Regions from separate parts of the Homo sapiens genome. Here region 2 is linked to region 1. A link is a loop called in an ENCODE intact Hi-C map of the cell type or tissue named here. Cell type or tissue: endothelial cell of umbilical vein. All regions are shown on one strand. Links, peaks and the distances in the headings refer to the core of each region. The heading gives the core; the rest is flanking DNA.

Region 1 (15,011 bases), core at 1-8,000:
CTCATTATCATCACTATTATTGCTCACCACTGTATCCCCTCTACTTGGCAAGTGGTTGTCAAGTTCTAGTTGTTCAATAAATGTGTTAATAATGCTTACTCCTCAGCTTGGCTTTTTCTAGACTGTGGTGTCTACTCAGCACAGTAGTCTGCACACCCACTGTACTCACCACAGTCTCAGTTTACCTCACTGCAGCATTTTCACAAGACCCTTATTGGATGCATTTTCTGTTGTTGCCATCTGAATTACCAGAAATGTATAGACATTTTTTTTTTTTTGAGATTGGATTGTGCCACTGTACTCCCAGGCTGGAGTACAGTGGCACGATCTCAGCTCACTGCAACCTCCACCTCCCAGGTTGAAGTGATTCTCCTGCCTCAGCCTTCCGAGTAGCTGGGACTACAGGTGCGTGCCACCACGCCTGGCTAATTTTTTGTGTTTTCAGTGCAGACGAGGTTTCACCATGTTGTCCAGGATGGTCTCGATCTACTGACCTTGTGATCCACCCACCTCGGCCTCCCAAAGTGCTGGGATTACAGGTATGAGCCACCGCGCCTGGCTTCAGAAATTCATGAACTTAAAGCAACACAAATTTATTATCTCACTGTTCTGTAGGTGAGAAGTCAGAAGTCCCACAGGGATCTCACCAGGCTAGAATCAAGGTGTCTGCAGGCTGGATTCCTTTCTGGAGTCTCTAAGGAAGAATCTGTTTCCTTGCTTATTCAGACTATTGGCAGAATCAGTTCCTTTCATTTATAGGACTGACGTCCCAGTTGTTCCCTGGTTTTTAGCTAAGGGCTGTACCCACTTCTAGAGGCTGCCACACTCTGGCTCCTAGCTCCCTTCCTGTATCTTCAAAGCAGCAACAGCGCATTGAGGCTCATCTCCTAGGTCTTTTTCTCCATTGTGTCTCTCTGATTCTTTTACCTTCTCCTTTTTTTCCTTCCTTTCTTTTTTTTTTTTTTTTCTTCTTTGACAAGGACTCGCTCTGTCACCCAGGCTGAAGTGCAGTGGCGTGATCTCAGCTCACCACATTGTCCCCTGGGCTCAAGCAATCCACCCATCTTAGCTTCTCAAGCAGCTGGGAGCACAGAGCCACATCACCATGCCTGGGTATTTTCTTGTAGAGACAGGGTCTTGCCATGTTGCCCAGGCTGGTCTCAAACTCCTGAGCTCAAGCAATCTGCCCACCTTGGTCTCCCAAAGTGCTGGGATTATAGGCATGAGCCACCACGCTCAGTCTGCCTTTTACTTTTAAAGACTCCTATGATTAAACTGAGATCACCCAGACAATTTAGAATAATCTCTCTATTTTAAGGTCCATAACCTTAATTCTGTGTAAAATTCATTTTACTGTGTTATACATTCTTTTCATAACTTTCATAGTGAATATAGCTCAAAGGGTGGGTGCGGGGAGCACTATTCAGCTCACCACACTGATTTGGGAAGTGATTCCAGGAAACACAAGTGCAGAAACAAATTGAGAAATGAAAAAAAGCCAATTACATGACAAATGGGATAAAGGGTTCACTCATGAGTCAGTTACCATGTGGATAACTTGGCTGAATCCCTTTTAGGACTCTCTAAGAAACCATATGAAATGTGTGATATAGCTCAGAATCTTCCTAAGGACTACAGGGCCTGGGACTTTATCTCCACTTCCCATCCTCCTTTGCTTGAATTGGTTGAAGGTTGGCCTGGGAGTGTTAATTCTAATGCACTTTAAGATTGGGCTATGTAACTGCAGAAAAGCAACTATCACGGGTGTGATAAAGCTCACAGGCAAAGGAGAAGGGAGATACTCACTGGAGGTGGAAAGGTTGTCATCCTTGCAGAAAACTGTGCCTCAGCTATTGGCAAACTGTGATAGGCCAAGAGAATATGGGATGGGGCATCAACAGCGTCTGTTATAAGGGCTCTGCCTCTGAGAATATAGTGAATGCCTTTCAAGGTCTCTCTGCCCTCGCTGTACCACATTTAGCATTAGTGACCTCTTCTCTTCCAATACATGCCCACATCACATGGCCCTGCAGCCTCACCACATGGACTGGGTCTGGGATGGACACCTGACCCAGGCTAGGCCAGAGGACCAAGTGACATGTGGCTAGTTACTCCTGTAGCAGATGTGCATGGGAGCTGTGGGAAGAAATGCTCCATTCATGGTGTGGACTAAACAATGGTGGATTGCAGAGAAGACCAAAGCAGATGAGCAGAGAGAAGGCTACAAGATGGAAAGAGTTTAGGCAAATTTCTCACGTTTGGTTCTTTTAGAAGCCCAGTATCATTTCTTCTTTTTGAAAAAATGTGTTCTTTTGAGGCAAGATAAATGTACTCGTTAATATTGCTTGTAGTCCTAATATTCAGAAGCTTATGCAACTATTATAATATGTTCAGTGATTCTGTGAGTCAGGAATCTAGAATTTGAACAGGGCAGAGTAGGAATGGATTTTCTGTATGTCAACATGTCTAGGCCTCCCCTGGGAGTACTCCATAGCTGGAGATGACACAGCTATATTACCTTCACAGACTGTAGTTTATTGTAAAGCAAAAGGAAATCAATGCTTACCCTGTATCCTGGTTCTTCCAGGGTTGGCAGGTCCATAAAGAACCTTGCCAACGTGACCCTTCCTGTCTCTATCCCTCCCACTACAGAGCATGATTGGGTTAGGTTGTTACTATCTAACCGGGCACACCCCAGTAGAGCCTGATTTCTTTCTAAGCTACCCCATCGTCAACTGATCCTCTTCCTTCTCAGAACACACACGTTTCCCTCTAGCTCAGATCAACTTTGGCAGAGGCTGAAGCCTGGCTTAGCTGGATGCTTCTGGCAAAAGGGCTACTTCAAAGCCCTGGGCCTTATTTCTTCAGGTAAAAAAATATAAAGTCAGATCTCATCCTGGCTGGCCATGCTGTTAGACCCTTTCATCCTTCTCTTCTGCCTCTTCTCAACAGCTGCCCAGTCCTGTTTGGAATTCATATACATACAGTTCTAATACTGATGTATTTACCCTCATAAGCCACTCAACCCAGAATCTTATTTGAATTATAATCCAGAAACATCAGGTGACGTGTGAGACTACTGTATGAGAAAGAGACAGTTTAAGGGTCAGTCCAATGGAAAAAAGAGTTCTCAGAGCTTTCTTTAGCTTATTCTCATCAAAGAGCTTTCTCTGCAGAAGGAACCTACTGGTTCCTCCTTTCCAGTCCTAGAAATCCTGACCTAGAGTGGCTTAATCCTGCTAGCACCTCTCTCTCGCACTCTGGTGCCAAATGACTCCAGGAACTGGGCCATGATGTGGTGGGAATGACCTTACCCTGAGCATGTCACTCATGCATTGAACAACAGCTAAGAGCAGAGCTTAGAGCTTAGAGCTGGGCCCTGTAAGGTGAGAGGAATCACATCCTGCAGAAGTCTGTCCTGAGAAGCAGGTACTCCTGTCACAGCAGAGACACAGTGGATACCTGAGTAACAATAATACAAGACAGGACGTGGGAACAGCAAAAGATTTGGGTGTCAGAAGAGGCCGAGAACACTTCAGGCAGGAACATTCAGAGTTGTTCTTGGAGGAAGTAGGCACGAAGGCTGGGCAGGATTTCACGGGGCAGAGATGGAGCAAGCAATTGAAATGAAAGCCATGGCATGGGAAAAGGAGCACTGGCCACAGGGAGTGCAACGTTGTGATGCAAGGCCACTGTGGAGCCATTGCTAGCGTATTAACTGCAAAGTTTTGAATTGAATCAGAAGGGAATTGGAGGCCTCCAGACTAAGCATTTAGACACTTGAGGGGAATATTGACAACTGGGCCTCGGGAAGATTATTCTGGAAGATATCTTTACAATTACAAGATTGGAGCCTTTGGGAGAGGGATGATGTTTACGGGAGGATGGTATGTGTGCTAGTGTGTGTGTCTGTGTGTGGCTCTTGGACCCAACCTGACCACCTACTATCTAGAAGGTGAAGGACAACTAGAAAGTTTTGCTCAATTCCATCTTCTGCCACCACCAGAATGCCACCTCCCTGAGGGAAAAGGTTTTTGATCCTCAGTCAGGATTCTCAGCACCTCTTATCCGATAGCTTTGGAATGAATGGCAAGGCCTTCATAACAGCCACTGCAACTGCTGTCTCCTTTCCTTTGCTACCCCTCCCGCTCCAGCCATGCCAGCTTCCCCCAAGCCCTCCTGCGCTCCAGGCCCAACCTCCAAAGCCAGCAACTTGAACAGGAGTCCTCTGGCTTTGGAAAGGGGGCGGCTTACGTTTTCCTGCTCATGTTTCCTCCCCAGCAAAATTGCCCTCTACATAGAGAGGCCTCTCCTTGTGGACACCAGCAAAGCCACCGACCTCAGTGACAAACCCCAGGGAATCTCCCCAAGGAATCTCAAAGCGAGAGAGAGAGAGAGAGTCTTGAGAGAGAAAGAGAGAGAGAGAGAGTCTTGCTTTCGAACAAAGAAAAAGGAAATAAAAAGACCCGATAATCTCAAAAGGTTATTTGCTGCTTGAAATTTGTGATTCGGTGTATTCTACCCAGCAACTGCTGAGAAATAAGGTTCGACACCATTGGCTGGTTCACTCACACCCGGCCAATCCTGGGCTCTAAAATACTTAGGGAACTCTTGGGACTGTGGAAGCCCAGGAGACCAGATTTCGTTTCCTGCATCTCCAAACATGGCGACCTAGGAGAAGGGGAAGAACAATTTTTTCTCCTCTTTTGGGAAGGTTTGTGTCTAGTAGTGCCTGTGCCCCTGGGCAGATTGGAGAGAAGAGGGACGACTGGAGAATCGTCGAGAACCAGCGGAGAAAAGAAAAAGCAACGTTTAATTCTAGAAGGTAGGAAACGGAGGGGAGGCGCTACAGCTCCGGGGTGGGCACAGTAGGTGGGGGAAGCGGGGTCTGCTGTGGACACGAGACGGGGTCCTGGGACAGGGAAAGCCCACCGGTGGGGAGGCGCGGCCTCGCCTGTCTTTGCCTCAGGCTGCCCGGCCTGGGTCGCGGGGAGGAGGAAGTGAAGGGAGGAGGGTGTGGTAGAATCCAGCGACAACTGAAGAAACTGCATTCTGGCCAGAGAAGTGAGCCGAGGAGGGCGGAAAAAGGCCCCCTTGATCTTGGCATTGATGGCTTACTTCATGGAATGTTTAAGGAATCCCTCTCTCGGGACATACCTGAGCCTTCGGATGCAGGGGACTCCCTGAAGTTGGGGCACTGATGAGACCTACTTGAGTGACGGGAGAGGTTGGGCCCGACCAGCACTGAGGTGCCAAGACTCCTAGGCTGATTCTCCTCTGTAACCCTAGGCCTCCTGTCCCTGCCTGCTCTGGGTGCTCATGGAATCAGCTGCTGCCCTGCACTTCTCCCGGCCAGCCTCCCTCCTCCTCCTCCTCCTCAGCCTGTGTGCACTGGTCTCAGGTAGGGATGTGTGCCACTTGCTGCTGTCACCTATCAGAAAGGAACATCAACCCTGTAGTCTGCAAAGGGAAAGAAAGAAGGACTGTGGAGTTGTTGACTTACCCTTTCATTCTGAACATGTTCATTGAATTTATACCAGCACTGTCCAAAAGGAATACAGTGAGGCACAAAGGCCGAGTGCATGTACAATTGCAAATTTTCAAAAAAAATTAAATTTTACTTTTTATTTTAAAAAGTAAAAAGAAACATGAAATAAATTTGTATACTATATTTTGTTTCGCCCCAAATAATCAAATACGAATATTTAAATACTTAGTTAATATACCATATTACCAATGAGATAGTCAACATTTTGAAATTTTAAATCTTCATAATCCTGTGTGTATTTTACACTTACAGCTCATTTCAGTTGGAACTAGCTAGTGGATATGTGTCCTATTGCACGGCTCAAGTTTACAGTACACTCAGGCACAGCACTAGATTGGGAAATCGAGGAAAATCCCCTCAAGGGCACAGGGTGGACAGAGGGTGCTCAGGGCAGGTTCCTCAGGGTTTCCTTCATGAAGCAGAAGCACACTTTATAGTTACTGCTCCCAGGGGTGCTGTCGACTAGCCACAGCTACTGGTCCCCAGATTTCTCAGCCCAAAGAGACCCTATGGCCATGGAAAAAATAAGTTTGTCCCTAGAATATCTGCTTCCTTTCTTGCCTTAGAGATGTGATGGCTGGTGTCTTTGTCTGACTCTACCCCTTTGTTGAACAGCCCAGTTTATTGTCGTGGGGCCCACTGATCCCATCTTGGCCACGGTTGGAGAAAACACTACGTTACGCTGCCATCTGTCACCCGAGAAAAATGCTGAGGACATGGAGGTGCGGTGGTTCCGGTCTCAGTTCTCCCCCGCAGTGTTTGTGTATAAAGGTGGCAGAGAGAGAACAGAGGAGCAGATGGAGGAGTACCGAGGAAGAACCACCTTTGTGAGCAAAGACATCAGCAGGGGCAGCGTGGCCCTGGTCATACACAACATCACAGCCCAGGAAAACGGCACCTACCGCTGTTACTTCCAAGAAGGCAGGTCCTACGATGAGGCCATCCTGCACCTCGTAGTGGCAGGTGCGTCGCTTCATTTTGCTTTGTTACTTTGGCACAGTGTGACTTTGGGGAAAGTTTCTCTCCTAACCTCAGGCCCATTGCAGACCAGCAAATTTTTGTCTGGACTCCCTTTTCCACTCTCCCTGTGGAAACGGAATTCCAGGGAAAAATCCTTCCTCCTGCACAAGGGACACATGAGTGGGTTTGCCCTGCTAAGCTAAGGGCTTCACTTCTTGAGAAGCACATGCAGAATTCAGCTGAGGCCGTGAGCAGGGGAAAATGGTCAGTCTCGGAAGAGAAGTCTTATACCTGCCTTAGGATTGAACTGTGCACTTCTTTTGGGTTTTTTTTTTCTTTTTGAGACAGAGTCTTGCTCTGTTGTACCCTCGCTGGCACGATCTTGTCTCACTGCAACCTCTGCCTCCCAGGTTGCACTTCTGAGAGTGAGAGGAGACACTGTCAATAATTGTTCCAAGACAACTGGAATAAACTGATTACCCAGAGAACTACAACATATCAAATCTTATTTCTTGATAAATATTAATCTTTACTTCATCTTTCCCAAAATGCTGATTGCAGAGAGAGTGACTTATTGTAAATAGATGGTTTTATTAAACCAAGACGAAATACAGAAGCAAAATTATATATAGTTCCTGCTAACTCCATAGAGAAAGACTACGAATTTTGCTGGGAGGTAATAGGGAAGCCTTCCACATAAAAATGCATTTAAACTGGGATTTCTAGGAATTTGTTAAAATGACATTAAGTGATTACTTCAGTTTTGGGGTTAGTGTATTATGCTTTAAAAGATATATTTGGGCTGGGCGTGGTGGCTCATACCTGTAATACGAGCACTTTGGGAGGCAGAGGCAGGTGGATTACTTGAGGCCAGGAGTTCGAGACCAGCCTGGCCAGCATGGTGCAACCCCATCTCTACTAAAAATACAGAAACATTAGCCAGGCTTTGTGGAGTGTGCCTGTAATCTGAGCTTCTTGGGAGGCTGAGGCACAAGAATTGCTTGAACCCAGGAGGCAGAGGTTGCAGGGAGCCGAGATCTTACCACATCACTCCAGCCTGGGCGACAGAGCAAGACTCTGTATCAAAAATTAAACAACAACAAAAAAGATATATTTGAGGACTGAAAAAGCCTTTAAGGTGCAGGATAATCTGTGGTGGCATTTCACTCCATCAGACCAGACAGAGGAGGTGAGGACTAGGGAATTGGGTCTTTCCCTGGGGGCCTCAAATCATAACAGGTAGGAGACCCCATCTTTGCTACACACAAAGGCAACCTTGCATCTGATTAAAGCAGAATATCATGGAAGGAGGGTTTCTTGACCCTGCATCATGACTGTGTTCATAGCAGCACTCCAGGGTTGACCAGTTATGGTTTCTGCGCGGCAGGAATCTGCCATTCTTTGCCTATAAAACTGACAGTGGCCTGGCCTTTCCCACTCTGAATTGGATTGCTTAGGACTTTTTGTTTGTTTGTTCATTGTATTCTCTTTGTTAGGTTGGTTGGTGGCTGATTTTGCCCTTAAATCTATTTTGTCATGCTTGCCTGTATTGAACCTCATAGAATGTTTTGAAGAATTTCGTTTTCCAATTTGCTGAGTTATTTTAATTCTTATTCCACTGAGCCTTTAAATGTACAAGTAGTTTTATCTCTTGATAAAAATTAAAGTGACCCTGGGCCGAGTGCAGTGATTCATGCCTGTAATCCTAGCATTTTGGGAGGCCAAGGCGGGTGGGTCATCCGAGGTCAGGCGCTGGAGACCAGCCTGGCCAACATGGTGAAACCCTGTCTTTACTAAAATTACAAAAAGTATCCAGGCATGGTGGCACATGCCTGTAGTCCCAGCTACTTGGGAGGCTGAGGCCAGAGAATCACTTGAATTCAGGTGGCCTAGGTTGCAATGAGCTGAGATCCTACCATTTCACTCTAGCCTGGGCTACAGAGCAAGACTCTGTCTAAAAAATAAATCAATAAATAAATAAATAAATAAAAATAAGCCTGGGCAACATGGCAAAATCCAGTCTCTACAAAAAGATACAAAAAAAAAGTAGCTGGGCATGGTGGCACATGCCTGTAGTCTCAGCTACTTGGGAGGCTGAGGTGGGAGGATCACCTGACCCTCAGAAATCGAGGATGCAGTGAGCCATGATCATGCTTCTGCATTCCAGCCCAGGCGATAGAGTGAGACTGTGTCAAAAAAAAAAATTTTTTTTTATTAAATTGAGCCAAAGCACCAGACTTAAGTTATTGATTTAATTTCCTGTCTTTGGTAAAATTCTTTGGGAGACTTTACAAAGGAATTACTCAGAAGAAGTTTAGATGGTCACACATGGCTGAAAGGTCTCCCAGGACCACGCTTTTGCAGCTCTTTCATACCTGGTGTTCACTCTTATGGAAGATTCATTTAAAGATGGATTGTAGTTAGGGTGAGTCTAGTTTCTTAGGATTTTTGGTGATGATCTCTGATATTGAAAAAGTGGTATGGTTATCTTAGTCCCTGGATCATCCAGATCTTTCTAATAAGTTGATGTTCTCCAAGTACTATAAGAAAATCACCCAGCCTGGGCAACATGTTAGCCAAGAATGGTGGAAAATGCCTGTAATCCTAGCTAGTTGGGAGACTGAAGCAGGAGGATCTCTTGAGCCCAGGAGTACAAGGCACAGTGAGCTATGATTTTGCCACTGCACTCCAACCTGGACAGCAGAGCTAAAACCCTGTCCCTAAAACAACAAAAGCAATACTGCCTAATGGATGGAGCCTCTGGGAGGTAAACAGTGTGAATTAGGATTAGAGTTGGATTTGCAGGCTAGATCTGTCAAGTCTCCTAAAAACCATCACCTCCTATGGGTGGTAGAAAGCGGTGGTTATGTGAAGTTCTGAACTAGACAGAAGGGTCAATGTCTTTGGATCAAAAGGTTTCTTAGGATTCTGCCCGCCTGGCAGACTTTCGTCCTTCTCGTTATTATTCTAGAGCTTCTGGAAGCTGAGGTCTACTGAGAAGTCGTCCCAGAAGCAGAAAGTGAAATCCAAAACCTGCCTGTTTGAAGTTGGAGTCGACACACCCATCTCAAAGTGAGAAAATTAGTCTGGCAGGATAAATTGAACAAGCATTTATGGCAGACAGATAGATGCTTGGTGCTGTGATGGGGCCTATAGGTGGACCGCAAAGAAAAGGGTGCAATGGGATCCTTTCCTCTTAGAGAGCTCACAGTTTATGTGGCCCATTGGCCTGCTGGTGTTCTCCAACATCAATGTTCTTTCTTCCTTACCCTCATCCTTTTTTTCTTCCTTCCTATTTCTTGTTTCCTATCTCCCTCTTTTTTACCTTTACTTTCTAGCTTCACAGAAGAGATGCAATAGGCACAGAAGAGATGCAAAAGGCACTGACTTTTGCCTGAACCCTGATATCTCTCCACAGGACTAGGCTCTAAGCCCCTCATTTCAATGAGGGGCCATGAAGACGGGGGCATCCGGCTGGAGTGCATATCTAGAGGGTGGTACCCAAAGCCCCTCACAGTGTGGAGGGACCCCTACGGTGGGGTTGCGCCTGCCCTGAAAGAGGTCTCCATGCCTGATGCAGACGGCCTCTTCATGGTCACCACGGCTGTGATCATCAGAGACAAGTCTGTGAGGAACATGTCCTGCTCTATCAACAACACCCTGCTCGGCCAGAAGAAAGAAAGTGTCATTTTTATTCCAGGTTAGTTCTCTGCCCTCTGAGACTCGTCGAGTGCATGGGGGATCCTCAGCACACAGATGGAGCCCAGAACGGGGATGGGGGCAGCAGTGTGGGTGAAATAGTCCTGGGCCCTAAGGACCTGGAGGCTGCAGCTGAGTGAAGCCTTTCCGCTTCTCACAAAAGGAGAATCAAAGTGTCCCAAAACTCAGGAGTAGGAGCCTCTTCTCTGAGGGTAAACCTGTTTTTGTTGTTGTTGTTGTTGTTGTTGTTGTTTTTCCCCCCAATAAGGTCCTTACACTGCTGCAATTTTTTTTTAAGACAAGTTCTTGCTCTGTCACACAGGCTAGCATGCAGTGGCACAATCTTGGCTCACTGCAACCTCCTCCTCCCAGGTTCAAGCAATTCTCATACCTCAGCCTCCCGAAGGCTAGGACTACAGGCACACGCCACCACACCCGGCTAATTTTTGTATTTTTAGTAGAGATGGGGATTTCACCTTGTTGACCAGGCTGTTCTCGAACTCCTGACCTCAAGTGATCCACCTGCCTCAGCCTTCCAAAGTGCTAGGATTACAGGCGTGAGCCACCATACCCGGCCAGCAATTTTTAGACATTGAAAACAACCATAACATATGGAGGGTGGTGTGGATAAGTGACTCTCTACACTTGGTGTTCCTGTATGCTGTAGCCATCCCTTCCTGTGCAGGGGATTTTCCACAGGACAGAGCTGTGGAAATTCCCTATAGACACACACTCACAATTCATTCAACAAATGGTCAAGAAGCATATCGTATGTTCAAAACACTGTTCTACCAAGGGTAAATCATTGAACAAATTATATTAAGAACTCTTCCCTCAAAAAGTGATTAGTTAGCTAACCATATATTCTATCAGATGGTAATGAACATCTATAGGAAACATTAAGCAAGGAAGGAATAAAGAGGCAATGTGAGACATTGCAATTCTTAACAGAATGGTCAGGGAAGACTTCACTGTAAAGATGGGAATTGAGCCATCCCATCTGATGGCAAGGAGTCATCAGATGCTTAAGGACTGAACAACCCAGCTACAGGAAGAGCATATGCAAAGGGCCTGGGGAAGGAACATCTCTGGCAGTTTCCAGGACCCCCAGAAGGTGATGCTGGTGTGGCTGAAATGGAGTGAGTGCAGGAAGTGAAAGGAGATGAATTCACAGAGGCAATGAAAACACATTAAACATGGCATTGTAAGCCACAAACAGTCTTTGGTTTTTAGGGCGAGTGACGTGGAAAGCGTTGGAAGGTTTTGAGCTAAGAAGTATCATGATCACACTAGGGCTGGTCTGTTGAAAATAGACTACAGAAGGTAAGGGCAGAATAAGAAGGAGGGCACCGCAGTATTCCAGGCGTGAGTGATGGTAGCTTGAGGCAGGGTGGTGGCTGTGCCGACTCAGCATGACGGGTTAGCTTTATTCATCCTGGTCCTTCCCATGGTGACTGGTTTGCTACCTCTGGGCCTTGGCCCTGGAAGCCATTGAGGTGTCAGCCAGGTGTGAGCCAGCATCACTTTCTCCATCTGAGTTTTCTGAGGGAGAAAGCAGGAGAGCAGGTGGCTGAGGAGCTCTTCAAGTGTGCTCCTAGGGGCACTCTTACCCCAGATGTTCTGTTTCAAACTAAGTGGATATTTCTGGCTGCCTTTTCAGAATCCTTTATGCCCAGTGTGTCTCCCTGTGCAGTGGCCCTGCCTATCATTGTGGTTATTCTGATGATACCCATTGCCGTATGCATCTATTGGATCAACAAACTCCAAAAGGAAAAAAAGATTCTGTCAGGGGAAAAGGAGTTTGAACGGGAAACAAGAGAAATTGCTCTAAAGGAACTGGAGAAAGAACGTGTGCAAAAAGAGGAAGAACTTCAAGTAAAAGGTAAAAGAGGCTGAGTATGGTGGCTCATGGCTTGAATCCCAGCACTGTGGGAGGCTGAGGCAGGCAGATCACTTGAGCCCTGGAGTTCGAGACCAGCCTGGGCGATAAAGTGAGACCCTGTTTAATTAAAAAAAAAAAGAAAAGAAAAAGAGTAGAAGGACAGTTCACCACCATAGAAAGGACACAGCTCTCCCAGGTACCAGCATACAGAAGAGAGAGGAAATGCACAGCAGCAGCAAGGACTTGGAACTCTCATGTCCTTGGAATGAATCTCTCAGAGCTTTCATTCTTTCACTCTGCCCACCTTGCATTCATTCATCTGGCTACATAAAGTACTAAATGGTTGAGCAAAAGCAAGTGTAACAATGTGCTGGTACTACCCAGCCACCTGATCATACATAATTTCTGGTTTCTGACAGTGCCCTAGGCATGAGGGAAGGGAGATGTTGCTGTTCATAGAAAGGACGGTTCCTGCATTGTTTACTAAAAACCCAACTTCTTTTAGTTCTTCTGTCAAAGACATGATTTTCTTTGTTTGTTTTTCAGAGAAACTTCAAGAAGAATTGCGTAAGTTTAGCCTTTCCTTAACTACATGTACAATTTGAGTTCTGCTCAGCAACATCTCATGACATTCGTCTCTGTCTGTCCCTTGCAGGATGGAGAAGAACATTCTTACATGCTGGTGAGTGCCTCTGATGTTCCCTCAGATCTCAGCTTTCTCCACACTAGCCAGCTAACAGGACTCCTTAGAGGAGATGAGCAAGGGGCCCAGGGCAAGGTGGGGACAGCAGGGAACGGGGGTCAGTTCATCAACAGTGTCCCAGCAATGATGCATCATGTCTCTTCTGTCAGGGAATCCCAGCAGCTCTCAATCCACCCTATGGTTTACATCCCAGGATCCTTTATCTTTTGGAGTAATTTAATGCATGATTACCAGAGGTGTCCCATATATAGTAGCCTTCCTAAGAGTTACATTTCAGTAGTTGTTGTTCTTTGATCCTGGATGAATTTGAAAAAAGACAATGCTATCTTAGCAGCTTATATCCTGGGGATGGTGTAGACTGTGCCAAGTTGAAGACCCATGTAGGGAAGAGGCCAGGAGGGTCCCTAGTAAGCCTGACATAAGGGTGTACCAATAGGTGGCCAGAAATGCCTTTCTGCTCTTAAGAGAACACTAATACTTTGTGTATAGCCTGCCGTGGGAGGGATTTCAGGTGGGTGGGAGAGCACAGAACCCAATTGCCCACTCCCAGTGAGCACTTTTCATCTTATGATTCAGCCCCTCTGCCCATAAGCACCACAGAATCCAAGCTTTACCAGATACCATGGCACATGGACCTTTCCTCTTTAGGTGAATTTCAAAATTGCCACTGTCAACTTGGGACAAAATAGCAAATTGTCACAGCCAGACATATTAACTTGGGGAATGGAGGAAATCATTTTAACACAATAGAAAAGTAGACTGAATAAGTAAGAATAAATACAGATGGGAGAGGTCTGCAGAATGCCCGGAGTCTGGAGCATTTCTTGTACCTACAGAAGTGATATGTGAAGACATCAGACCCATGTTGTTGAAGCAAAACTGGATGGGAATAGTTACTCCCTACATTTGCCCACAGACCCCTCAGGCAACAGGTTTTCTTTTGGGGACATTTATTCTCCTTCTTCATTTTTTGAAGGGTGCCCTTGTTAGTCATTTAAGTCAGTTGTGATCTGGTAAAAGGAACACATAGGACCAATGAAGAGACCCTTTATCCTCCAGGACAGTGTGAAGGGAAAGACTCACCTTAGTTGATCCACCGGGGAGAGGAGGAGCAGGACATAAAGCCTTTGTGCTGGTTTAAGCCAAGTTGGAAAGTTTCTAAGTAAAGAAAATCCCAGAGATCATAGGTCTTCATTTGGGGTTTTGTTTTGTTTTGTTTTGAGATGATGTCTTGCTCTGTCACCCAGGCTGGAGTGCCATGGCACAATCTGGGCTCACTGCAACCTCTGCCTCCCGGGTTCAAGCAATTCTCGTGCCTCAGCCTCCTGAGTAGCTGGGATTACAGGTGTGCACCACCATGCCCGGCTAATTTTTGTATTTTTAGTAGAGATGGGGTTTCACCATGTTGTCCAGGCTGGTCTCGAACTCCTGACCTCAGGTGATCCACCTGCCTCAGCCTCCCAAAGTTCTGGGATTACAGGCGTGAGTCACCACGCCTGGCCAGAGATCATATGTCTTGGATAGAAAAGGGAACACATCTTAGAATGCTGAGAGAAAGTATAAGAATGATTGATTTTACTTCATTTGCTAAACTTTCCGGATTTCTTAGAGCTCCAATTCTTCTCAAACTGAGAGAACTGCTTCTGTCTCTGGAGAGACAGAAGTGCAGCTTCAGTAATTCTCAGTGTGTGAGCTGCCTAGGATCAGAGAGCCTTCATGGAAGTGGCCACTACGTGGGGATCCCTTCAGAGATATCTGAGACCTCTCTGGGGATCAGGAACCACACAATCCCCAGGGTTCCTGAGACCCCAGGCCTAAACCTGAGACTTCCTCTGCAGTTGATGTGGTCCTGGATCCAGACACCGCTCATCCCGATCTCTTCCTGTCAGAGGACCGGAGAAGTGTGAGAAGGTGCCCCTTCAGGCACCTAGGGGAGAGCGTGCCTGACAACCCAGAGAGATTCGACAGTCAGCCTTGTGTCCTAGGCCGGGAGAGCTTCGCTTCAGGGAAACATTACTGGGAGGTGGAGGTGGAAAACGTGATTGAGTGGACTGTGGGGGTCTGTAGAGACAGTGTTGAGAGGAAAGGGGAGGTCCTGCTGATTCCTCAGAATGGCTTCTGGACCTTGGAGATGCATAAAGGGCAATACCGGGCCGTGTCCTCCCCTGATAGGATTCTCCCTTTGAAGGAGTCCCTTTGCCGGGTGGGCGTCTTCCTGG
Region 2 (15,011 bases), core at 2,679-10,678, 75 kb before region 1:
CTAATCTTCTATCAGGGCCTCCCATTGGCCAAACACAGCAGCAAACCAGAGGACAAGGGAGCCCAGTGGCACTGTCCATAGAGGACAGATTCCTGGGGTCCAGAAGAGGGTGGAGAAAGCTGAAGGCTGGAGAGTGAATCTAGGGCATATAAGGCCCCACACAGAGCCCAGCACAGAGACGGCCTTGCAGCTATCAGGAAGATGAGGAGCTTCCTTCATGGCCTGCTGTGGGCTGAGTAAATAATATGATTGCCTTCTACAGCGCTAGAGATTCATATGTTTATCCCCATTTTTCAGGTGAGGAAATGCTTCAGATGAGGCTCCACCTTGTTAAATAAATTGGATGTATGGAAAAATAGACTGCAGAAAAGGGGAACTCATTTAGCTCACGAGTGGTCGAGTGAAGATTGAAAATTAACCTCTGAGGGCCAGCACAGCAGCTCATGCCTGTAATCCTAGCACTTTGGAAGGCTGAGGAGGGCGGATCACAAGGTCAGGAGATCAAGACCATCCTGGCTAACACGGTGAAACCCCGTCTCTACTAAAAATACAAAAAATAAAAAATTAGCCGGGCATGGTGACGGGCACCTGTAGTCCCAGCTACTCGGGAGGCTGAGGCAGGAGAATGGCATGAACCCGGAAGGCAGAGCTTGCAGTGAGCCGAGATCACGCCACTGCACTCCAGCCTGGGAGACAGAGCGAGACTCTGTCTCAAGAAAAAAAAAAAAAAAAAAAAAGAAAAGAAAATTAACCTCTGAGTATAAAGCATCAGTGGGCAGAATCAATGTGGGGAGGGAAACAACAAAAATGTAGAAAGAGGATCCTTGTTGCTTCTTGGGGCCGCATCAGGGTATTGGGTTAGGCAGATACTGACCTTACTTTCATTTCCCCTCTGGTCACTAGACCCCTGGGGCTTTCACCAATGACATTGATGAGAGAATCACATTCAGGGCAGGCTAGGGACACGGGGTTCTGGAAGGACCTCCTCAGCATGGCCCAAGCCTTGCATGCTGTGGCTCTTAAATCCAGGAAAAATGGCTGACCCCATGGACACCTCCTCAAACTCTCTGCAGCAGATGTAATTCTGTATCCAGACATGGCAAATGCCATCCTCCTTGTTTCTGAGGACCAGAGGAGTGTACAGCGTGCTGAGGAGCCCCATGACCTACCAGACAACCCTGAGAGATTTGAATGGCGTTACTGTGTGCTTGGCTGTGAAAGCTTCATGTCAGAGAGACACTACTGGGAGGTGGAAGTGGGGGACAGAAAAGAGTGGCATATTGGGGTATGTAGTAAGAACGTGGAGAGGAAAAAAGTTTGGGTCAAAATGACACCGGAGAACGGATACTGGACTATGGGCCTGACTGATGGGAATAAGTATCGGGCTCTCACTGAGCCCAGAACCAACCTGAAACTTCCTGAGCCTCCTAGGAAAGTGGGGGTCATCCTGGACTATGAGACTGGACATATCTCGTTCTACAATGCCACGGATGGATCTCATATCTACACATTTCTGCACGCCTCTTCCTCTGAGCCTCTGTATCCTGTATTCAGAATTTTGACCTTGGAGCCCACTGCCCTGACCGTTTGCCCAATACCAAAAGTAGAGAGTTCCCCCGATCCCGACCTAGTGCCTGATCATTCCCTGGAGATACCACTGACCCCAGGCTTAGCTAATGAAAGTGGGGAGCCTCAGGCTGAAGTAACATCTCTGCTTCTCCCTGCCCAGCCTGGAGCTAAGGGTCTCACCCTCCACAACAGCCAGTCAGAACCATAAAGCTACAGGCACACACTGAAGCACTTTACTGATATTCATTCAATTATTCCATAGGACAGTTGTTTGAGTTTGGTGCCACCTTATTGGCCCCTTTATACAGATAAGGAAACTGGGGTGTAGAAAAGTGTATTGACTTTACAAAGCAGACAGGAATAGTGAACAACAGAGCTGGGATCTGAACAACAATGACTAACATTAATGGAGAATTTAAAACGTTCTGAGTGCTGTGTTATGAGCTTTGGTGGGTGTCACTCCTTTAATCCTCACAACACCCTGTCAGGTAGTCTCATTTGGCAAGTATGGAAGCAGAGGCAGGGCAACATTAAGTAGCTTACATAACTCACACGGTAATTTGTGCAGTTGGGAGATGTTCAGCTTCAGTCCCTGGCCAATTGCCCGTTCTTTTCCAGCCTGATTTTTCCTGCATGGGAAGAGCCCACATGTAGCCCTGAGGTTCCCTTCCCAGGACAGCTCCAGGATCGAGATCACTGTGAGTGGTTGTGGAGTTAAGACCCCTATGGACTCCTTCCCAGCTGATTATCAGAGCCTTAGACCCAGCACTCCTTGGATTGGCTCTGCAGAGTGTCTTGGTTGAGAGAATAACGTTGCAGTTCCCACAGGGCATGTGACTTTGAAAGAGACTAGAGGCCACACTCAGTTAATAATGGGGCACAGATGTGTTCCCACCCAACAAATGTGATAAGTGATCGTGCAGCCAGAGCCAGCCTTCCTTCAGTCAAGGTTTCCAGGCAGAGCAAATACCCTAGAGATTCTCTGTAATATTGGTAATTTGGATGAAGGAAGCTAGAAGAATTACAGGGATGTTTTTAATCCCACTATGGACTCAGTCTCCTGGAAAAGGATCTGTCCACTCCTGGTCATTGGTGGATGTTAAACCCATATTCCTTTCAACTGCTGCCTGCTAGGGAAAACTGCTCCTCATTATCATCACTATTATTGCTCACCACTGTATCCCCTCTACTGGGCAAGTGCTTGTCAAGTTCTAGTTGTTCAATAAATTTGTTAATAATGCTGACTCTTCAACTTGGTTTTTTCTAGACTGTGGTGTCTACTCAGCACAGTAGAGTAGTCTACATACCCACTGTACTCCCCACAGTTTCAGTTTGCCTCACTGCAGCATTTTCACAAAACCCTTATTGGATGCCTCTTCTATTGTTGCCATCTGAATTACCAGAAATTCATAGATTTAAAGCAACACAAATCTATTATCTCACTGTTCTGTAGGTGAGAAGTCCCACAGGGATCTCACCAGGCTATAATCAAGGTGTCTGCAGGCTGGATTCCTTTCTGGAGTCTCTAAGGAAGAATCTATTTCCTTGCTTATTCAGATCGTTGGCAGAATCAGTTCCCTTCATTTACAGGAATGAGGTCCCAGTTGTTTCCTGGTTTATAGCCAGGGACTGTACCCACTTCTAGAGGCTGCCACACTCTGACTCTTAGCTCCCTTCCTCCATCTTCAAAGCAGCAACAGTACATTGAGTCTCCTCTCCTAGTTCTTTTTCTCCATTGTATCATTCTGATTCTTTTACCTTCTCCTTTTTTTCCTTCCTTTTATTTATTTATTTATTTATTGTTGACAGGGATTCGCTCTGTCACCCAGGATGAAGTGCAGTGGCGTGATCTCGGCTCACTGCAAACTGTCCCCTGGGCTCAAGCAATCCACCCACTTCCGCTTCCCAAGTAGCTGAGACCACAGGCCCACATCACCATGCCCCGGTATTTTTTTTGTAGAGACAGGGTCTTGCCATGTTGCCCAGGCTGGTCTCAAACTCCTGAGCTCAAGAAATCTGTCCACCTTGGTCTCCCAAAGTGCTGGGATTATAGGCATGAGCCACGGCACTCAGTCTGCCTTTTACTTTTAAAGACTCCTGTGATTTGACTGAGTCCAACAGACAGTTTAGAATAATCTCTCTAATTTAAGGTCCATAATTTTAATTTTGTGTAACATCCATTTCGCCATGTTATACATTCTATTCATAAGTTTCTTAGTGGATATAACTCAAAGGGTGGGCGGGGGGGGGCACTACTCAGCTCACCACACTGATTTGGGAAGTGATCCCAGGAAACACAAGTGCAGAAATAAATTGAGAAATGAAAGAAAGCCAATTACATGAGAAATGAGATAAAGAGTTCATTCATGAGTCAGTTATCATGTGGAAAACTTGGCTTAATCCCTTTTACGACTCTCTAAGAAACCATATGAAATGTGTGATATAGCTCAGAATCTTCCTAAGGACTACAGGGCCTGCGACTTTATCTCCACTTCCCATCCTCCTTTGCTTGAATTGTTTGAAGATTGGCCTGGGAGTGTTAATTCTAATGTACTTTAAGATTGGGCTATGTAACTGCAGAAAAGCAACTATCATGGGTGTGATAAAGCTCACAGGCAAAGGAGAAGGGAGATACTCACTGGAGGTGGGAAGGTTGTCATCTTTGCAGAAAACTGTGCCTCAGCTATTGGCAAACTGTGATAGGCCAAGAGAATAAGGGATGGGGCATCAACAGCATCAGTTATAAGGGCTCACCTCTGAGAATATAGTGAATGCCTTTCAAGGTCTCTCTGCCCTCCCTGCACCACATTTATTTAGCATTAGTGACCTCTTGTCTTCCAATACATGCCCATATCACATGGCCCTGCAGCCTCACCACATGGACTGGGTCTAGGATGGACACTGACCCAGGCTAGGCCAGAGGACTAAGTGACATGTGGCTAGTTACTCCTGTAACAGATGTGCATGGGAGCTGTGGGAAGAAATGTTCCATTCATGCTGTGGACTAAAGGATGGTGGACTGCAGAGAAGACCAAAGCAGATGAGCAGAGAGAAGGCTCCAAATGGAGAGCTTAGGCAATTTTATCATGTTTGTTTCTTTTAGAAGCCCAATATCATTTCTTCTCTTTGAAAAAATTTGTTGTGTTGAGACAAGGTAAATGTACTAGTTAATATTGCGGCAGTTGTAAAATTTGGAAGCTTACATAAGCATTATAATATGCTCATTGATTCTGTGAGTCAGGAAACTAAAATTTGAACAGGACAAAGTAGAAATGGATTTTCTGTGTGCCAAGATGCCTGTGGATCCCCTCGGAGTACTCCATAGCTGGAGATGACACACCCATATTACTTTCAAAGATTGGAGTTTATTGCACAGCAACAGTGAATCATTGCTCACTCCGGGTCCCGGTTCTTCCAGGATTGGCAGGTACACCATGTCCATAAAGAATCTTTCTGAAGTGACCCTTCCTGTCTCTTTTTCCATCCCAGGACACAGTATGATTGGGTTAGATCATTACTATCTAACCTGGCACACCCCAGTAGAACCTGGTTTCTTGCTAAGCTACCCCATGGCCAAATGATCCTCTTCCTTCTCAGAACACACATGTTTCCCTCCTGCTCAGATGAACTTTGGCAGAGGTTGAGGCCTGGCTTAGCTGGATGCTTCTTGCACAAGCTGCTTCAAAGCCCTGGGTCTTATTTCTTCAAATAAAAATATAAAGTCAGGTCTCATCCTGGGTGGCCATGCTCTTAGACACTTGCATCCTTCTCTTCTGTCCTTTCCCAACAGCTGCCCAGTCCTGGTTGGAATATTCTAATACTGACATAATTACCCTCATTAGCCACTCAACCCAGGATCCAATTTTAATTATAATCCAGAAATATCAGGTGATGAGTGAGGCTTCTGTATGAGAATGGGACAGTTCAAGTGTCAATTCAATAGTAAAAACACTTCTTAGGCCTTTCTTTATCTTATTCTCATCAAAGAGCTTTCTCTGCAGAAGGGACCTACTGGTTCATCCTTCCTGGTCCTTGATCTTCTGATCTAGAGTGGCTTAATAGTGCTGCCACCTCTCTCTCGAACTCTGGTGCCGAATGATTCCAGGAACTGGGCCATCCTGTGGTGGGAATGACCTTACCCTGAGCATGTCACTCATGCATTGAACAACAGCTGAGAGCAGAGCTTAGAGTTGGGCCTTGTAAGGAGAGAAGAATCACATCCTGCAGAAGTCTGTCCTGAGGAACAGGTACTCCAGTCACAGCAAAGACACAGTTGATACCTGGATAACAATAATAGAAGACAGGACATGGGAACAGCAAAAGATATGGGTGTTAGAAGAGGCCGAGAGCACTTCAGGCAGGAGCATTCAGAGTTGTTCTTGGAGGAAGTAGGCACGAAGGCTGGGCAGGATTTCAAGGGGCAAAGATGGAGCAAGCAATTCAAGTGAAAGGCATGGCATGGGAAAGGGAGCGCTGGCCACAGGGAGTGCAACGTTGTGATGCAAGGCCACTGTGGAGCCATTGCTAGTGTATTAACTGCAAAGTTTTGAATTGAATCAGAAGGGAATTGGAGGCCTCTAGACTAAGCATTTATTTGTGTATATTTTATTATTTATTTATTTATTTTGAGGCAGGGTCTCACTTTGTCACCCAGGCTGGAGTGCAGTGGCATGATCTCAGCTCACCCTAACCTCCACCTCCCAGGTTCAAGCCATTCTCCTGCCTCAGCCTCCTGAGTAGCTGGGATTACAGGCATGTGCCACCACACCCAGCTAATTTTTTTTTTTTTTTTTTTTTTGGTAGAGACGGGGTTTCATCATGTTGGCCATGCTGGTCTTGAACTCCTGACTTCAAGTGATCTGCCTGCCTCCTCCTCCCAAAGTGTTGGGATTACAGGTGTGAGCCACTGCACCAGTTCCAGACTAAGTATTTAGACATTTGAGGGGATTATTGACAACTGGGCCTTGGGAAGATTATTCTGGAAGATATCTATACAATGACAAGATTGGATTCTGTGGGGGAGGGATTATGTTCATGGGGAGGAGGTTATGTGTGCTGGTGTGTGTGTGTGGTCCTTGGACTTAACCCCACCACCTACTGGCAGAAGGTCAAGGTCAACTGAAAGTCTTTGCTCACTTCCATCTTCTGCCTCCACCAGAATACCACCTCCCCGTGGGAAAGGGTTTTTAATCCTCACTCAGTATTCTCAGCACGTCTTATCCAATAGCTTTGGAGTGAACAACAAGACCTTCATAACAGCCACTGCAACTGCTGTCACCTTTCCTTTGCTACCCCTCCCACTCCAGCCATGCCTGCTTCCCCCAAGGCCTCCCGCGCACCAGGCCCAACCTTCAAAGCCAGCAACATGAACAAGAGTCCTCTGGCTTTGGAAAGACGGCGGCTTATGTTTTCCTCCTCATGTTTCCTCCCCAGCAAAATCACTCTACATAGAGAGCCCTCTCCTCGTCTACACCAGCAAAGCCACTGACACCTTGGGGATCTCAAGGCTTTGTAAAAGAACGGAAGGAAAGAAAGAAAGAGAGAGAGAGAGAAGGAAAGAAAGAAAGAAAGAAAGAAAGAAAGAAAGAAAGAAAGAAAGAAAGAAAGAAAGAAAGAAAGAGAAAGAAAGAAAGGAAGGAGAAGAGAAGGAAGAGAAAGAGAGAAAGGAAGAGAGAGGAAGGAAGGAAGGAAGAAAAAAGAAAGAAAGCGAGAAAGAAAGAAAGAATAAAGTGAGAGAGAGACATATGAAAGAAAGAAAGAAAGAAAAAGAGAATGAGAAAGGAAAGAAGGAAGCAAGGAAGGAAGGAAGAAAGGAAGGAAGAAAGGAAAATAAAGGAAAAAAGTCTTGCTTCCAAAGACAGAAAAAGGAAATAGAAATACCTAATAATCCCAAAAGGTTATTTGCTGCTTGAGATTTTTGGGGGGTTTTTGTGTGTGTATTCTACCTAGTAACAGCTGAGAAATAAGGCTCGAGACACCATTGGTTGGTTCAGCCTCACTCGGCCAATCCTGGGCTCTAAACTGCTCAGTGGAAATCTTGGGACTTTTTGGACACCCAGAGAACAGGTCCCAGATACCGAGTCCGCAACTCCAAACATCGCGATTAATAGGAGGTGAACACAGCTTTTCTCTTCTCTTTGGGATGCTTTGTTGTCTGGTGGTGACTGTGCCCATGGGTGAGTTGTATCGGAAAATCGTCATGTGAGGATCAGAGGGGAAAAGAAAACAGAGGTTAGTTCTAGAAGGTAGGAAAGGGAGAGGAGGCGCTACAGCTCCGGGGTGGGGGCGGTAGCTGGGGGCGGTAGGTGCGGGGAGCGGGATCTGCTCTGGAGAGGAGAGGGGGACCTGGGAGACAGGAAGCCTACTGGTGGGGAGGCGCAGCCTCGCCTGGCTTTACCTCGAGTGTCCCGACCTGGGTCTCGGGGAGGGGGAAGTGGAGGGACGAGGGTGTGAAAGAATCCAGGGACAACTGAAGAAACCGGACTGTGGCCCGAGAAGTGGGAAGAGGAAGGAGGAAAACGGCCCCCTTGATCTCTGCATTGATGGCTTACTTATGGAATGTTTACGGAATCCCTCTTTCGGAGATACCTGAGCCTTGAGATGCAAGCGACTCCCAGAAGTTGGGGCACCGATGAGACCTACTTGAGTGACAGGAGAGGTTGGGCCCGACCAGCACTGAGGTGCCAAGACTCCTAGGCTGATTCTCCTCCTCTGTAACCCTAGGCCTCTGGTCTCTGCCTGCCCTGGGTGCTCATGGAACCAGCTGCTGCTCTGCACTTCTCCCTGCCAGCCTCCCTCCTCCTCCTCCTGCTCCTCCTCCTTCTCAGCCTGTGTGCACTGGTCTCAGGTAGGGATGTGTGTCACTTGCTGCTGTCACCTCTCAGAAAGGAACATCAACCCTGTAGTCTGCAAAGGGAAAGAAGGAAGAACTGTGGGGTTGTTGACTTATCCTTTCATTCTGAACATGTTCACTGAATTTATACCAGCACTGTCCAAAAGAAACACAGTGAAGCACAAAGGTCAAGTGCATATACAAGTGCAAATCTTCAAAAAGATTTTTTTAACTTTTTATTTATTTGTTTATTTATTTAAGAGAGAGTATATTGCTCTGTTGCCAGGCCGGAATGAAGCAGATGGAGAATGAGATCATAACTCACTGTAACCTGAAACTCCTGGGCTCAAGGGATCCTCCCATCTCAGCCTCCCAAGTAGCTGAGAGTACAAGCAAGGGCCACCACACTCGACTAAGTTTTATTTTTTGTAGAGACAGGGTCTCACTATTTTGCCCAGGCTGGTCTCAAACTCCTAGCTGTTAAGGATCCTCCCACTTTGGCCTCCCAAATATCTGCAATTACAGGCGCAAGACCCTGTGCCTATTCTACTTTTTATTTTAAAAGGTAAAAACATACTTGAAATAAATTTTAATAATGTATTTTGTTTCATATAAATAATCACATATCAATATTTAAATGCTTAGTTAATAGAACTATTACCAATGAGATATTTGACATTTTGAAATTTTAAATCTTTATAATCTGTGTGTGTTTTACACTTAGAGTTCATTTTTATTGGAACTGTTAAATAGCTAGTGGATAGATACCCTAATGGACAGTTCAAGTTTACACTACACTCAGGCACAGTGCTAGATTGCAAAATGGAGGAAAATCTCAGGGGCACAGGGTGCCCAGGGCGGGCTCCCCAATGTTTCCTTCGTGAAGCAGGAGCAGCCTCAATAGTTACTGCTCCCAGGGGTTGGTGCTGCCGACCAGCCACAGCTACTGGTCCCCAGAAGGGTTCTCAGCCCAAGAACCCCTGTAGCCTTGGAATATCTGCTTCCTTTCATCCCTGGAGTTTTTTTTGTTTGTTTGTTTTTGTTTTTTGTTTTTTGTTTTGCCTTAGAGTTGTGATAACTGGCATCCTTGTCTGATTCTGCCCTTGTTGAACAGCCCAGTTTACTGTCGTGGGGCCAGCTAATCCCATCCTGGCCATGGTGGGAGAAAACACTACATTACGCTGCCATCTGTCACCCGAGAAAAATGCTGAGGACATGGAGGTGCGGTGGTTCCGGTCTCAGTTCTCCCCCGCAGTGTTTGTGTATAAGGGTGGGAGAGAGAGAACAGAGGAGCAGATGGAGGAGTACCGGGGAAGAATCACCTTTGTGAGCAAAGACATCAACAGGGGCAGCGTGGCCCTGGTCATACATAACGTCACAGCCCAGGAGAATGGGATCTACCGCTGTTACTTCCAAGAAGGCAGGTCCTACGATGAGGCCATCCTACGCCTCGTGGTGGCAGGTGCATCACTTCATTTTGCTTTATTACTTTTGCACAGTGTGACTTTTGGGGAAAGTTTCTCCCTTAACCTCAGGCCCATTGCAGACCAACGGATTTCTATCTGGCGTCCCCTTTCCACAGAGAAAGTGGCTTCCTCTTGCACAAAGGCCACATGAGTGGGTTTGCCCTGCTAAGCTATAGGTTTCACTTCTTTTTTTTTTTTTTTCAAGACAGAGTCTTGCTATGTTGCCCAGGCTGGAGTGCAGTGGTGCGATCTTGGCTCACTGCAACCTCTGCCTCCTGGGTTCAAGCTATTCTCCTGCCTCAGCCTCCTGAGTAGCTGAGATTACAGGCATACACCACCATGCCCGGCTAATTTTTGCATTTTTTTAGTAGAGACGGGGTTTCACCATGTTGGCAGGCTGGTCTCAAACTCCTGACCTTGTGATCCACCTGCCTCAGTCTCCCAAAGTGCTAGGATTACAGGCGTGCGCCACCACGCCCAGCCTGGGCTTCACTTCTTCAGAAGCACACGCATTCCTCAGCTGAGGCCATGAGCAGGGGAAAATAGTTAATCCCGGAAAAGAAAGTCTTATGCCTGCCTTGGCACTGAACTGTGCACGTCTGAGAGTGAAAGGAGACACTGTCAAAAATTGTCCCGGGGCAATCAGAATCAATAAGAACTGCCCAGAGAACTATGACATGAAATCTTATTTTTCGATAAATATTAATCTTGACATTTTCTTCTTTCCTGAAATACTGATTGCAGAGAGAGTGACTTTTATATAAATAGATGATTTTTATTAAAGCACAACTAAATACAGAAACAAAGTTATCTATAATTCCTGCTAACTCCACAGAGAAAGACTAAGAATTTAGCTGGGAAGAAATTGGCAAGGCTTCAGCATAGAAATGCACTTAAACTGGGATTTCTAATAGTTTGTTAAAAGTGACACTAAGTGATTACCTCAGTGTTGCAGTTAGTGTATTTTGCTTTAAAAGGTATATTTCAGGACTGAAAAAAGCCTTTAAGTTGCAGAATAATTCGTGGTGACATTTCAGTCCATCAGACCAGTGGAGGCAAGGACTAGGAAATTGGGTTCTTCCCAGGGGGCCCCAAATCATAACAGGTAGGAGACCCTATCTTTGCTACTCACAAAGGCAACCTTACATCTGATTAAAACAGAATATCGTGGATGGAGGGCTTCTTGACCCATTGTCATGACTGTGTTCACAGCAGCACTGCAATGTTGCCCAGTAATGAATGGTTGTATGTGGCAGGGACCCACTACTCTTTCTCTGTAAAACCAACCCTGTCCTGGCCTTCCCTAGTCTGAATTGGGTTGCTGTAGGACTTTTTGTTTGCTTGCTTATTGTACTCTGTTTGTTGGATTGGTTGGTGGCTGATTTTTCCCTTAAATCTATTGTGTCATGCTTACCCGTATTGAACCCATGGAATGTTTTGTAGGACTTTGTTTTCCAATTTGCTGAGGTATTTTAATTTCTTTTCTAATTCAGGATTTCTGTGTGAGCCTTCAAATGCACAACTAGCTTTTTTCTCCTGACAAAAATTAAACAGAGCAGAAAGCACTAGGCTTAAGTGATTGCTTTAATTTTCTTTCTTTAACATAATTTGTTGGGAGACTTTACAAAGGAATTATTCAGGAGAAGTTTGGATGATCACGCATGGCTGAAGGGTCTCCCAGGACCATGCTTTTGCAGCTCTCTCACTCTGGGTATTCTCTTTCATTGAAGGTTCTAGTAAAGATAGAATATATTTAGGATGAGCCTGAATTATTAGGATTTTTGGTGATGATCTCTGACATTGAGGAGGCAATATGGTTATCTTAAGGATCCCAGGGGCATCCAGATATTTCTAATACATTGATGTTCTTAAAGGACTGTAAGAAAATTCTCTATTGGATGGAACCTCTGGGAGGTAAACAACTGTGAATTAGAATAAGAATTGGCTTTGCCAGCTAGTTCTGTCTATTCTCCTAAAAACCATCACCTCCTATGGAGGTAGATAGCCATGGTGATGTGAGGCCCTGAACTAGACAGAAGTGTCAGTGACTTTGGTTCAAAAAGTTTCTTAAGATTTAGCCAAGGCTGAGCATAGTGGCCCATGCCTGTAATCCCAGCACTTTGGGAGGTCAAGACAGGTGAATTGCCTTAGCTCAGGAGTTTGAGACCAGCCTGGGCAACATGGCAAAACCCCATCTCTACAAAAAAAAAAAAAAAAGAAAGAAAGGAAAAAAAGCTTCTGCCAACCTGATAGGTTTCTGTCATTAGTGTATTATTTTAGAGCTTCAGGAAATTGAGGTCTGCAGAGAAGTCATCCCAGGAGCAGAAAGTGAAATTCTCAACCTGCCTGTTGAGAATTTGGACACACCCTCCTGGAAGTGAGAAAATTAGTCTTTGCCAGAATAAATTGCACAGCAAGCATTTATAGCAGACAGATAGATGCTTGGTGCTGTGATGGGGCCTTCAGGTGGAGCATAAAGAAAAGTGTGCAATGTGATCCTTTCTCTTTGAGATCTCACAATTTATTTTGCATATTGGTTTCCTGATGTTCTCCAAAACCAAGGGTCTTTCTAGCAACCATCCATCAAGGTGCAGTAGGGGCTAAGATACCACTGCCTTTTGGCTGAGCCCTGGTCTCCCTTTCCAGGCCTTGGGTCTAAGCCCCTCATTGAAATCAAGGCCCAAGAGGATGGGAGCATCTGGCTGGAGTGCATATCTGGAGGGTGGTACCCAGAGCCCCTCACAGTGTGGAGGGACCCCTACGGTGAGGTTGTGCCCGCCCTGAAGGAGGTTTCCATCGCTGATGCTGACGGCCTCTTCATGGTCACCACAGCTGTGATCATCAGAGACAAGTATGTGAGGAATGTGTCCTGCTCTGTCAACAACACCCTGCTCGGCCAGGAGAAGGAAACTGTCATTTTTATTCCAGGTTAGTTCTCTGCCCTCTGAGACCTATCAAGTGTATGCAGGATCCTCAGCACCCAGATGGAGCCCAGAGCGGGAATGGGGGCAGCAGTGTGGGTGGAATGGTCCTGGGCCCTGAGGAGCTGGAGGCTGCAGCTGAGTTGAGACGTCTCCCCTCCTCACAAAGGGAGATTCAAAGAGTCCCAAAACACAAGAGTAGGAGCCTCTTCTCTGAGGGTAAACCTGGTCTTTTTTTTCTTGATTAGGTCTTTATGCTGCAACAGTTGTAAAATATTAAGGACAACCATCAAACCTGGAGAGTAGTGTGGGTGGGTGACTGTCTATGCTTGGCATTCCTGTATGTTGCAGCCATCCCTTCCTGTCTATGGGACTTCCCAAAGGACAGAGCTGGGGAAATTCCCTATCAAGAGACATTCATAAATGTATTCAACAAATGTTCAACAAGCATTTCTTATGTTTAAGACTGTACAGGAAACCAAGGGTCAATAATTGAACAAAATATATCAAAATTTCTCTCCTCAAGGAGTTCATATTCTAGAGAGAGACAGCGGCCGGGCACGGTGGCTCACACCTGCAATCCCAGCACTTTGGGAGGCCAAGGTGGTTGGATCATGAGTTCGGGAGTTCAGGACCAGCCTGGCCAAGATGGTGAAACACCATCTCTACCAAAACTACAAAAATTAGCCGAGTGCGGTAGCAGGCGCCTGTAATCCCCGCTGCTTGGGAGGCTGAGGCAGGAGAATTGCTTGAACCCAGGCGGCAGAGCTTGCGTCAAGATCGTGCCACTGCACTCCAGCCTGGGCAACAGAGTGAGACTCTGTCTTAAAAAAGAAAAAGAAAAAAAGGGAGCGCGAGAGAGAGACAGCAATATATGAAATAATTGAAACAAGTGATTAAATAAATAATAATCTATATATTCTATCACATGGTGACGAGCATGTAGGAAAAATTAAGCAAAGAGAAAATAGAGAGTTCCAGGGGTGTGAGGCATCAGAATTATTAACAAGGTGGTCAGGGAAGACTTCACTGTAAAGATGGAAATTGAGCAATCAAGACAAGGAACCATCAGATGCTTAAGGACTGAGCAGCCAAGGTACAGGAAGAGCATATGCAAAAGGCCTGAGGAAGGAGCTTGTCTGGCAGTTTCCAGGACTCCCAGGAGGTGATGCTGGTGTGGCTGAAATGGAGTGAGTTCAGGAAGTAGGGGGAGATGAATTCACAGAGTGATGCAACTACGTTATATATGGCAGCACAGGCCACAAACAGGCTTTGGCTTTTAGAGTGAGTGAGTGGGAAGCATTGGAAGGTTTTGAGCAAATAATTAACATGATCTCACTTGGGCTGCTCTGCTGAGAGTAGATTACAGAATAGAGCAGAACAAGAAGGAGGGCACTCTAGTATTCCAGGCGTGAGTGATGGTGGTTTGAGGCAGGGTGATGGCTGTGCTGACTCAGCATGGCTGGTTAGTTTTATGCACTCTGGTCCTTTCCATGGTGACTCCAGATGTTTCTGCTTTGCCCCCTTCTGGGCCCGGCCCTGGCAGTCACTGAGGTGTCAGCCAGTGTTGAGCCAGCATCGCTTTCTCCATCTAAGGTTTCTGAGGGAGAAGCCAACAGAACAGGTGGCTGAGGAGCTCTTCAGATGTGCTCTTAGGGGCACTCTCATCCAGATGTTCTATTTCAAACTAAATGGACTTTTCTGGCTGCCTTTTCAGAATCCTTTATGCCCAGCGCATCTCCCTGGATGGTGGCCCTAGCTGTCATCCTGACCGCATCTCCCTGGATGGTGTCCATGACTGTCATCCTGGCTGTTTTCATCATCTTCATGGCTGTCAGCATCTGTTGCATCAAGAAACTTCAAAGGGAAAAAAAGATTCTGTCAGGGGAAAAGAAAGTTGAACAAGAGGAAAAAGAAATTGCACGTAAGGAATTTGTAAAGAAAGTGTGGAAAAATAGAAAGAAATTCAAAAAGAAAAGTTAAATGAGTAGGAGGACAATTGACTGTCATAGAAAGGCCACAGCTCTCACAGGTACCGGCTTAGGGAAGAGAGAGAGGAAATGCACAGCAGCAGCCACAAGGGCTTGGAACTCTCATGTCATAAGAAGTAATCATTCAGAGCTTTCTTTCTTCCATGCTGCACACATTACATTCATTCACCTGGCTATATGCAGCACTACATGGCTGAACGAAAGTTCAGACAAAAGTCTAACAATGTACTGA

What was found. Hi-C counts contacts between places; a loop is a spot of excess contacts. Peaks named below come from ENCODE experiments on the same cell type or tissue, not always from the same donor. Only the 100,000 strongest peaks of a DNase experiment are listed, where the experiment ranks them.
Region 2: a loop joins it to region 1, with 6 times the contacts of the local background. A loop is called at or near these places in 4 of 110 quality-filtered maps.

The regions. Positions count from the first base shown.
Region 1 is chr6:26,453,318-26,468,328 of GRCh38, forward strand. BTN3A3 (butyrophilin subfamily 3 member A3) reads left to right here. Exons shown (of 11, transcript NM_006994.5): 11 at 1-98. BTN2A1 (butyrophilin subfamily 2 member A1) reads left to right here and starts at 4,638. Exons shown (of 8, transcript NM_007049.5): 1 at 4,638-4,825; 2 at 5,290-5,401; 3 at 6,164-6,511; 4 at 9,927-10,208; 5 at 11,868-12,089; 6 at 12,636-12,656; 7 at 12,745-12,771; 8 at 14,631-15,011. The coding sequence starts at 5,320. RefSeq lists enhancers at 4,249-4,508, 4,669-4,828, 12,350-13,549. In endothelial cell of umbilical vein, for the core only: no CTCF peak of the experiment used is centred there; a DNase peak (open chromatin) is centred at 4,554; H3K4me3 peaks cover 1,037 bases; H3K27ac peaks cover 1,064 bases.
Region 2 is chr6:26,375,500-26,390,510 of GRCh38, forward strand. BTN3A2 (butyrophilin subfamily 3 member A2) reads left to right here. Exons shown (of 11, transcript NM_007047.5): 11 at 298-2,813. It overlaps BTN2A2 (butyrophilin subfamily 2 member A2), which reads left to right and starts at 7,609. Exons shown (of 8, transcript NM_006995.5): 1 at 7,609-7,682; 2 at 8,293-8,416; 3 at 9,516-9,863; 4 at 12,514-12,795; 5 at 14,506-14,712. The coding sequence starts at 8,323. RefSeq lists a silencer at 7,458-7,547. In endothelial cell of umbilical vein, for the core only: no CTCF peak of the experiment used is centred there; a DNase peak (open chromatin) is centred at 7,582; H3K4me3 peaks cover 952 bases; H3K27ac peaks cover 985 bases.